Linked DNA regions of Homo sapiens: regions 2 and 3 are each linked to region 1. Evidence: chromatin contacts called from ENCODE Hi-C data. All regions are on one chromosome and are shown on one strand. The core of a region is the stretch at or near the end of the contact, and the rest is flanking DNA. Distances in the headings are between cores, read along the strand shown. Region 1 has its middle 67 kb from the start of TP63. Region 2 overlaps OSTN (osteocrin). Region 3 has its middle 29 kb from the start of BCL6.

Region 1 (3,689 bases), core at 299-2,798:
ACATAAAAATATGCATCCATTTTTCACAAAAAAGCCAGCAGCTAAACATTTAGAAGTATACTATTAGGCTGCTTTCACAGTTTATAAGCCCAGATGCTATGCAGAGATTTTCTTCTTGAGTATTTTTGTCTTGGCAACTTCCTGTCACTTGGTTGCACTTACCAGTTTACTTCCCTGTAATAGGACTTGCTTGGCCCTGAACTGTAAACAGTGAAGAATATTTTAGTCGCATTTCCATAGCTAGTCACTACCTAGGAGAGTCTCTTCAAATAAGGCAATACCTGACTTTGAAAATGGTGGTTTTTCTAGCTTTAGTTTTTCAGTTGCAGCAGGAACTCTGTTACCTAAGTTAAAATACCAAAGGCAGAAACTATGTGAATAAAATTGATAGATTTGCCACGTTAAAAAGCGGTGCTTCTATAGTACGGAAAACATCATTAACGAAGTTTAAAAACTAAAGATTAATAGGAAAACATGTTCAATAACTATTTCAAAGGATTGTTGGCTTTAAAGTATAATTTTTACACTTCTGTAAGAAAACAATAATACCATGAAGAATAAACAGGCCAAAGTCATGAACAGAAATTTCACAAGGAAATTCAAATGGCAAAAAAAAATACAATAATAACCTCACCAGTAATCAAAACAATTAAAATTAAAATAAGATACATTCACTTTTAAATTTAAAGATTTTTAAATGATTATCTGGGAGAATGTATTGTGGGGAAATACAGGGACTCTCAAATAATTCGATAGGAGTGAACTTGCACCCACTTTCTGGAGGACTTTTTGGCAGGACCCTTCTTGTCTCTTGACCTCACAGTTCTACTTTAATAATTCATTTAAAGGTAATATTTAAATACATGTGGAAAGATGTAGCTAAAAAAATATTTATCACAGCTTTGTTTATAATAAATTTTTAAAAATAACTTACATGTCTAATAAGAATGAATCAGTTATTTACACAGATACAGAATCCTAAGCAACTGTAACAATTATTTAATGAAATATTATTAACTGTCATGGAATGACTTTAATGATATATAATTGTGGAATGAAAACAGCAGATGTAAAACTATGTATAACATGATCTCACACTTGATATAAATATGATTTTATATATACAATTATTTGTGTATATGTTACATACATACATATACACATAATGCATAAGATCTTAAAGGATATACACCAAAATGTTAATTGAGCTTTTGTTTCAGGTGGTTTTATTTTCTTCTTCGATTCTTTTCTTATTTGTATTTAATTGTTCTACATTGAGCATACGTTACTCGTACAATAGAATTTAAAAACCCATCCCTACACTATCTCAGCACTTTATGAGTTTCATAATCAGGTGATTCAAGGACTTGTTAGTACTCAGATTCTTGGGAATTGCAGCTGTCCTGCCTAGAGATGCAATTGGACGTAGCTCAGCAGGATAAGTACAACCTACAAGGGCACTCCTGGAAGGAGGAGAATTCCCTGTGTTTGCATTTTTTTCTGGCTACACAAATGCTGTGCTGACTTAACAGCCCACAGGTGGCTGTTCTCTTCTGCCTCGGTGTGGAAATGGAAAGAGAGACTGACTAATTTTACTGAATCATTTTACTAGTTATGTGACTGTGGGTTTGGTTACCCACAGGCATTTCTGCTGCAATTGGTTAGCCTGGGGGAAGTTTTATTTTAACATGTTCACAGAGGCTTTTCCTGTCCAAGTGAATGGTTGTGAATGACAGCGAGGGAGACTACACCCTCTCACGTATATCCATATACAAGGATTGGGACAGCCTGACCTTCTGGGATTATATCCTTTTTTTGGCATCTCTGGGTAAAAGGCCTTAGGCTTCTAACTTCAATGTTGGAATTTTGACTACAGGGCAATGTCTCATATTTCAAGCATCTCTGTAGCCTACCCTTTACAACTATCCTGAAGAGACCTCTATCCATCTGCCACAAAAAAGACCTAACACCGAGGTTGCTTCTGGAGTTAAGAGCCTGGAGTTTGCTGCCTAAGACTATGGGAAGGCTACTTCCGCACTTAAATGTGAAGTGACCCTTGGTAGGATCTGTGTTCAGTATCCCCATCATTTCTTCAGTTGAATCTATTGACAAAGGCATCATTAAAAGCAATCAACTTACATTTCATTTTGATGACCTTGTAAACAAAAAATAAAATCCTAAGCCCCCACCATCTGAACAGGCCCCCTCTTGGCCAAGGGATTCCAGAAAAACCTAAAAACTGAGTTTCCAGCCATGACCCATGATGGGACAGGAGGTCAAACATACTCTGTTAACCCCTCTCCTTTTTGCAGTTTAGACATAACTGACCAGCATTAATGTTAAAATAGAGACCACAAGACTGACAGAACAGACTCTTTATGACAATAGACTATCAAATTATAAACAGGACCTAAGGCCATGCCATGCAAGAGTTAAGTCACATGCCTGCACTAAAGAATAAACTGTGTTCTAACCATGCCACAAGGCTTTTCTTTAGCATCTAAACAAGCACTGGTCTTGAAAGAAGCAATATTAAGACAATTTTCAGCTCACCACCATACACTCACTGACCTCACTGTTTTACCTGCCATAATTATAGCTTTGATTGGACAAGTGACTGATTTCAGTAACTTTCTTCTGATAAGAAGACCACTGACCATGGACTGGCTCTGGTTGGTTTACAGAGGCTGTGCACTGACTGGAATTCCTTGTGTCCTGAAAAGACCTTTAGATGGATAGGGACTAATTATAATACATTTAAATATTGTCCCTACTCCAAGGTGAACTTTCTTCTTTCTTTCTTTCTTTCTCTTTCTTTCTCTTTTCTTTCTTTCTTTCTTTTTCTGTCTTTCTCTCTTTCTTCTTTCTCTCCCTCCCTCCCTCCCTCCTTCCTTTCTTCCTTCCTTCCTTCCTTCCTTCTTTCTTTCTCTTTCTTTCTTTGTTCTATATATGAACGTGGGTCATATGTAACATGCATGTTTGTTCAATACACATGCGTCCGGACCACCTTCATGAATATTCACCTCCTCTCGTAACCTGTTGAATATGTATGTTTAGCCAATGCACTCAGCATAAAGCTCCTACCCAATCTCGTTTGAAGGGCCTGTGCTTCTCAGCCTGCAGGATGACCACTTTGAAGGATGTAACCTTTTTATTAAAAAATAAAGTTTCCTATTCTAAATTTATAATTTTATAATTTTTTTTCAAAGTTAGCAACCTATACTGGACTTCAAAAATATGCCAAGAGCGGTGCTAGATGCTGAGAATAGAAAAATAAGTTAGACAAAGCCCTGAACTCTAGTGATATACAGTCCACAAGAGAATTTGCATGAAAAAATATGGCTTGTCCATAAAGTCTGGAAACATAAGCATATATGCCTAATAATATATGCATGTCAAGAATGTCGCCAATATATAAAACTGATAAGGTAATATCATGTATGTCCCCAGACTTTATAGATAGCCTGTTGAACATAAAATAATAAGTAATATGGTGACTATAGTCAGATCTTAGATTCCAGTGAATAATTAATTCTTCCAGGTAAAGGTAGTTTTAAAGAGGAACAGACCCTCATCCTGTTTGAGGATAGAGGTCACAAGAACTTCTCAAGAAGTGAAGATGCAGTGTATTGTTTTCTGGGATTGGCTGGGGTACTGAAAACTAAACAAAGAGATAGTGGCAAAAGTTT
Region 2 (3,453 bases), core at 386-2,885, 1.7 Mb after region 1:
GCTCTAAAACCACAATAAATAGTCAGTATTTTTTCTCAACTCTCTCGTTCTCAAAATCACTCAGTTAAAATAAATTTCATTATCATGGAGTTGTTTAATGAACCTCTGCAGTTAATGAATGTCTATAGATACAAGAGAACTTACTGAATACTGCCAAGAACACTGCCTTTTAATCAGCATCATCTTCAAAACAGGTTGAACATTATTTCTTCGTATCTAGAGATATACCAAGTATGGTCACTCTTCAAGGTTGTTAAAAATTGCCACATTATATTTGAGTAGAAACTAGCTAATTGCTGTTTAAAAACCAAGTAACTCTTTGAGTCCTCCAGTTTCTTGATGTTCTGAGAACATTATGACAGTGAGATAAAATTAATTAACTTTGATTGGTTTCCACATATACCTTTACCACCCTTGATTATCACCCATTTCAACATTTTTTAGTTCAACCACAACGAGTTATGTTAAACAAATTATACAGAGAACTCATTTTCATATGATTTTTTTTTGGTTTTTTTGAGACGGAGTCTCACTCTTTTATCAGGCTGAAGTGCAGTTGCGTGATCTCGGCTCACTGCAACCTCTGCCTCCCGGGTTCAAGCAATTCTCCTGCCTCAGCCTCCCAAGCATCTGGGACTACAGGCGTGCGCCACCACGCCCAGTTACTTTTTTAAAAATATATTTTTAGTAGATATGGGGTTTCACCATGTTGGCCAGGATGGTCTCGATCTCCTGACCTTGTGATTCTCCTGCCTCGGCCTCCCAAAGTGCTGGGATTACAGGAGTGAGCCACTGGGCTCAGCCTTGAATTTTTATATGAAGACTGAGACCATAGAAATTTCAGCAACTACCAAACTATGAAGACAATTGAATTAATACAATGCTTCCTGAATCACTGTTGGGTGAAATCCAAATTTGTATGTTGTGTCCTTCTCTTAGCAAACTTTGTTAAGCATCTTGATAATCACTGTTCTTATATTAAAATCTCAAGGTGAGAATATCACAAAAGAATCGATTTAGAAAAGAATTTATCATATATTTGCTCTTTCCCGTTCATCAGTCATTGTGGGTTCACCTGTTCGACCGTTTTGTTTCTATTTATTTTCCATCACTGTCACCAAGATTTCTCTCAGACATTTGTTTACTTCCTCATGTGAAGTTTCATGTTATGTAGTTTATGAATAACAAAAGACATGAGATGATAATATATTTCTAATTTCCAATCTAATTTTCAAAGTTACTTTTTATATTTTTATCTACTGTCAACAATATTCCTTTGAATTAAACAGGGGATGTATCATTTAACAGAGAGCAGCTTAAAAGTCATTAAATACTGTTCACACAGTAATACAGCTGAGAGGTTCAAAAACATAAAGTTTCATTTAATCCAACCCCATTTTTTAAAACAATTCAGGAAAATGGAGCTGCAAGAGGAAATTGTCCCAAATTTTATAGACTCTTGGGCAGAGCAAAATCTGGGGTCCGGGTCTTTGGACTTATAGGCCAACATTCTCTTCGTGACCCAAAAGGCCTTCTTGGTGCTAAGTTTTCATTGTTGGATGCTAAATTCATTGGTTATACATTTCTAAGACGAACAGAAATGGTATCTCGCACTTTACAAAAATCTTTGTTTCACTTCTGTGCAGGTTGATGGATTTACTTTTGGAGCAGGTTTATTTGTGGGTTTTCATCTTCCGGGTTTCACTTTAACACTTCCTATTAAAAGTAAAACTGCTATCTAATTATGGAAGTTTTGCTTCATTCGAGGTGAAGTCTGGAACAGCTGCTCTATGATGCCTACTATAGGGGCCAAATGCCCGCTGAGGTTTTGCTAACAGTCACTGACATGAGGCAGATGGATACATACGAGAAAAGTCACACAAATTTATTTAACATTTATACCTGGGAGGCTTAAGGATGAAGACCTCAACTTTCCAGGGGGTATAGATGCTTATATAACATCTTAAGGTTACAGAAAGAATGCAGACTCAGCATGACCACAACCAGGTTTTAATAATAGTTTCAAGACAGGCTATGGGAGAGAGAATGGAAGAGGCTTGGCTAGCAAAGGTGGATTTGTTATGTAGATGAAACCTCATTGGCAGCAGCCCTCAGAGAATTTAGATGGTGAATGTTTATTTTCAGTAGTTTAAAGGTACCAAACTCTCAGCTAATCTTTCCTAGATCTGGACAAGGGAAGGGCTGGTTGCATTAATGCAAATTCTCTACAGATCTACAGATGCAAATTTCCCCCACAGAAGACACATTTTCAGGATCACTTCAGAATATGTTAAAGAAATATATTTTGGAGTAAAATACTTTTTATTTACTTCAATCCCCACTTTGAAACTTAAAAAGCGTTTCACATATTAAAAGCCAAACTAACAGCTTTGGAGAGATTTGGATTAGAGGTTGTTAGATAGAAATAGACAAAAGATGGAAAGACAAATTGGGATAAACAGAAAAAAGTAAATTTAAATATATTATCTCAAGTCTTGTTTAGTCAGTCTCTTAGTCCTGAGAATAGATCAGTTCAGTTAAATAGCTGTGTCCCATTCCAGAAGGTGGCATGGGAGTTGGACTAGGCCTCTATATGTGATGCAGATAAACAGATCTTTAATAAGAAGTATTTCTAAGGAAATAGAAAAAAACAAGGGTTAAACAGAGGTTAAAAACTGTCTAGAGCAGTCTATAGACTAGTTTTTCTAGAGTCTCTGAAGCATCTTCAGAATGCAATGGCAATATGCCAGATTATTCTGAATTGTGTTACAAAATAGGGTTTCAAGTGAACTTTCTGAGAAGTCCGTATCAGCAGGCGTGAAGGTTGTTTACATATAAGTGGCTGTTATTTCTCTCAAAATTTAAATTGTCTAACTTCAGTCTGCCGGGCTTTATGAAAAGCACAGTTTTAATTTCTAGAGATTTCAGGTTAGAAAAAAATGGAAGAAAAAATTAAAAACCTTAGTTTGGAGACTTGTAGCCAAGAAAGAATTCAAGATTCAGTCCAAACTATAGGCAAATAATAAAAACTCAAAAACAATGAATAAGGCTAGAATCTAACAACAGGTGTCTGTATAGTTTTCTTTTGAAAGATAATTTTTCTCTCTCCACTTCCCCATTTCTACCAAAGATAAGTCATAGTCCTTATTTATTTGCAAAATAAGTTTTAGTCATATTATATATTCTACTTGGTCTGATTATTTGCATGAAGTACAGCAAAAATGTGATTGGCCATACAAGGTCTTTTTAAATTGGCTTTACTGAGACTTTCCTTATAAGGAATCTCAGATTAGACTTTCAAAAGCTTCTTGAGGTTAACCAAATCAAAGATTTATTTGTGCTTGTACACACCTGTATGAATTTGGGTGAATTTCTCTCTTCTCAGGGTCCTAAAATAACTTGAGATTCCTGGGCCTGTCAGAAAGTGACATTCTTTAGTTCAGCTGTCCCCAG
Region 3 (3,697 bases), core at 307-2,806, 1.8 Mb before region 1:
GTTTTCTTCAAAACCCTGCCCACAGCAGCATTCTGATCAACATCCATCACTTTCCTTCCCAGGATTCCAGAGGAGATCCAGGTGGTGATCAAAGAGGAGACCCTGTTGGCAAAGCTCCCTTCTGGCACTGATGAACTGGATGTAAGGTCTATCTCTTGTCCCTCTGAATGATAACAAAAATATGCTTACCTAAAGTTGCTCCCTGGATCTCAACAGAAACTTCATAACTGGTCATTGCTTCCAGAAAACCTTCCTACCATTCAGGCTTACACATAGCTGGCCACTCAGCTAAGACAAGTAATGGGCTGAGAAAAATCAAATAAAAGTGTGTGGTTTTGATATATGCATTTTATTACTGGCATTAGTCAAGTAATCATGGGCCAGTGAATTTTCAAAGCAGCCTTTTAATACTCAAGCACAGTGCAGAGTAAGAAGGATGAGAATATGACCTTTTCAAAGCCCCATTTTTCTTAGGCCTTTTAGTAACTCCATGGCCCCAACTCTGGAATCTGAAGACTTAATCTTAAAAGATTATGTGGGAAGAGGCAGCAAGGTGTAGATAAAAACATGCTGAGCCTAAAGTCGAAAAACTGGAGACTATATTTTGATGGTAAATATCAGATGTATGACCCTGGCAAGGCATTTGACTTTCTGGCCCTGGTTTCCTCCATGAAAAACTGGGATAATATTCATATTTGTCATTTGTAACTACTACTGTGTTGTTCAAAGATAAACAGAAAGGGTATAAGATATTCGAATATTATTATTTTCATTAATTATAATTATAGTATTAGTGCTCAATTGCATTAGGCTTCTCCTTAAAACAAAATTGCTTGTATGTCTGAATGGATCAGGAAAAGAAGATGGGAGGGGCAAAAAAAGGAAAGTCACTCTTTTCCTGGAAAGCGTTGTTGTTTAATTCTTTTCTTGGAGTAAAAAATCCCAGCCACGCCGTAGGGAACAGAACATAGGCTTCTCTTTGATGTCACCCCTCACCCAATAGTATCACTTCCCTTTTTTCACCAACCGCTTCAAAGATCTTACGTCTGGGCTTCTGTAGTGACCACGCCAAACATTTAAATCCCCCACTTAAACAAGTACCAGAGACGAAACAACCAAAAGAAAGACAAAGCAAGAGGAGAGAGGGTAGAAAGAGAACAATACAATCGTGTTCTTTGAAAGGATGATGGTTAATAAGACTTACTTTAGTTTAGAGCCAAATAGTTTTCTTCCAACAGAGACGGTCATAGCAAACCCAGACAGGAGCGGGCAGGAGCAGAGACGTGAGCCCTGCTCTCTAACTAGTGGTATTATCACCCATTTGTGGCTCCTGAGAGAGAACAGCGGGGCAAGCCAGGCCTTAGCACTGTGCCTTGCATTAATTAACAAGCACGGACCTGGCCTTTCAGGTACACCAGGGATGGGCCTCTCTCCCTCGTCTTAGGTTCTGCCGGAAGCCAGGGTGAGTCCTGTACAGATTCTGAACCCTTCTTTATGTGCACAGACCCAACTCTCACGCCTACCGATGTTGGTCTGTGCTACTCCTTCATCCAGGCAGCAAATCAGCACGGACCCAGGGTAAGTCATAGAAATCAGGAAAATGAGGTAGTTACAGAGCCTGCTAAGGAGCCCAAGAAGTGAGAGTTAGGGCAGAAAGCCTCTTCAGTCACTCCTTCACCAGGCCATTCTTTTATTCCTGAGTCACCCTCCACACCCCAGCGTTCAAACTGAGACCCATCACTCTTACCAGGTATGGACAGATGCTGCAAATGCTGCCTTTTGTACGACTATGGCAATTTGACACGATGTTCTTCCTGTTGTGTTTGAAATCTCCCCATGCACTTCCTTTCAAGTGGTTATTTCTTAGCTGGATCGAGGAAAGACCAGCCTTGCATAAGACAAAGCCAGTGATCATTAGCCAGCATGGAGCCGTGAGCAGTGCATGCGTAGTTATACTAATTGGTTGATTGATGCAGGTTCTGTTGGAAAATACTGCATTTTAAGGAAGTGCAACCTTTTAACTTCTGACATGGAGTAGGCAGCATGCCAAGAGAAGGACTGGACTAGTCATAGAACAATCCGTTGAGCCGTGGGCACTGAATTGAGCACAAAATAAGCAGGGTTCACAGATTCGCAGAGGACCCAAGGAGAAGAGAGCCAGCAGGTAATTGTCAGGTACCACAGCAAATACCAGTAAGGTGATCTTGGCCCCTCCTGTTTGCCAGGTCCAGGTTTGGGCATGTCAGTTACCTCTATTACACATTTTTTTCCCCAGTGCTGCCATCTATATTTAATTAAATTGCATTATGCAGAACCCCATGGCTCAGAATCCTGGAATATTAGTGTCTTTAGTATTAAAAGACTCAATTAGCCCATGTGCACAGCGGGCTTCTCTCTCTTCCCCAAAAGGGTAGGACAACTTGTTGTTTTTGTTGTTTTTTAATATATCCAAAAATAAAACTCATTACTCACATTCCCAGAGTGGGCCTGGTAAGAGTAAATGGAACCAAAGAATCATAAAATTTTTGGATTACTCCATATCTGAATCTCCAACATATAATGCCCCTACCAAAGTGTCTATCCAGATTTTTCTTAGGTATCTCAGGGCAAGGAACTCTCCACCTTCCAAGGTGGCTCATACCATGGTTGATCACATTTAGAAGTTGAAGAGTTTAAATTTGGACTTATTTATTTGTTCAATTATAGGAAGAAATTTACCACAGCAAATTAGCACTTACCAATGATATCTGGGGGCTATGGGCATGGCTACTGACCTCAATGGATGCAAATAGGATCTATGACCACAGAATATACCCCCACTCTCAACTTATATGTAAGTCTTTGGTCAGCAAAATGGATAGACAAAATTATATGCCGCACACAGTACACATCTATTGACAGGACTAGAGGAATATTTATAAATCATAGATTTAGGTATTGATGATAAAGGCTTATATGGGAATCTTCCCTTGGTCACAGAGAAGGGAGCTAGATCTGGTCTACTTTGATTTTGGCTTCTAGGGGATCATGTGAAAACCAGGTCAATATCACATTCTTGGAAATGAGATGGACAGTTATTATGTCCTAGCTCCTTAGTCATTTTTACAGGTTTTTCCTCTTCTCTTTTGTCTTGAACCCATGCCCTAGGTCAGAAAATCATAGAATTAAATTCCTAATACAGTTTTGGAACTGAAATTTTCCCAGAAGAAATCTTATCTGATTTTCTTATCCCGAAACTAGAAAATTGAGGCCTGGAAAAAGTAGGCAGCTAGCCCAAGTTCACAGAGCTCTTTTGAGATGAAGCCAGAACTAAAATAAGTCTCCCAGCACCTAGTGGAGTGCTTTACTCTTTATTATCAATGATAATATGTTGAGTATGTACAGGGTGTGATGGTTTCTCTAATGTGCTTTGGAGCAGGAACTATAGAAAGTTTTGTGGAACAGAGAAATGAGCCAACCCTGTAGTCTCCCCAGGTGGCAACCTTGTGGAGTGAGGATTGCTAATAGGCCTTTTAAATGATCAAAACACAACAAATAAACAATGCAAACACTGTCTGATTGTATCTGCATGCAAATAAATCAAAATGATCCCCCGATAAGATGCTAGTTATTAAGCATCTACTGTGATCTAGCCACTTTACGTACATTATAGCACTCATCTTCCCAATGACTCTGTAAGATTGGTGTTATTATGCTT

The links. A loop is a pair of places that touch in the nucleus more often than their neighbours do. Pooled maps may share reads with other maps.
Region 2: a map with no recorded cell type shows a loop between it and region 1 (3-fold over the local background). The contact joins two enhancer-like sites. A Hi-C loop is called at or near these places in 2 of 37 single-sample maps with no recorded cell type and 3 of 50 pooled maps.
Region 3: a map with no recorded cell type shows a loop between it and region 1 (6-fold over the local background). The contact joins two enhancer-like sites. A Hi-C loop is called at or near these places in 2 of 37 single-sample maps with no recorded cell type and 4 of 50 pooled maps.

Annotation. Positions count from the first base shown.
Region 1 is chr3:189,562,448-189,566,136 of GRCh38, forward strand. No RefSeq gene overlaps it. Among named protein-coding and RNA genes, the nearest start is that of TP63, 67 kb to the right of the region's middle. Within about 2 kb of position 1,549, at least 3 of the 41 ENCODE cell types and tissues checked have a DNase peak (open chromatin) inside an H3K27ac peak, as active enhancers do.
Region 2 is chr3:191,251,561-191,255,013 of GRCh38, forward strand. All of the region lies in intron 4 of OSTN (osteocrin), which reads left to right. Among named protein-coding and RNA genes, the nearest start is that of OSTN-AS1, 19 kb to the left of the region's middle. Within about 2 kb of position 1,636, at least 3 of the 41 ENCODE cell types and tissues checked have a DNase peak (open chromatin) inside an H3K27ac peak, as active enhancers do.
Region 3 is chr3:187,772,400-187,776,096 of GRCh38, forward strand. No RefSeq gene overlaps it. Among named protein-coding and RNA genes, the nearest start is that of BCL6, 29 kb to the left of the region's middle. Within about 2 kb of position 1,557, at least 4 of the 41 ENCODE cell types and tissues checked have a DNase peak (open chromatin) inside an H3K27ac peak, as active enhancers do.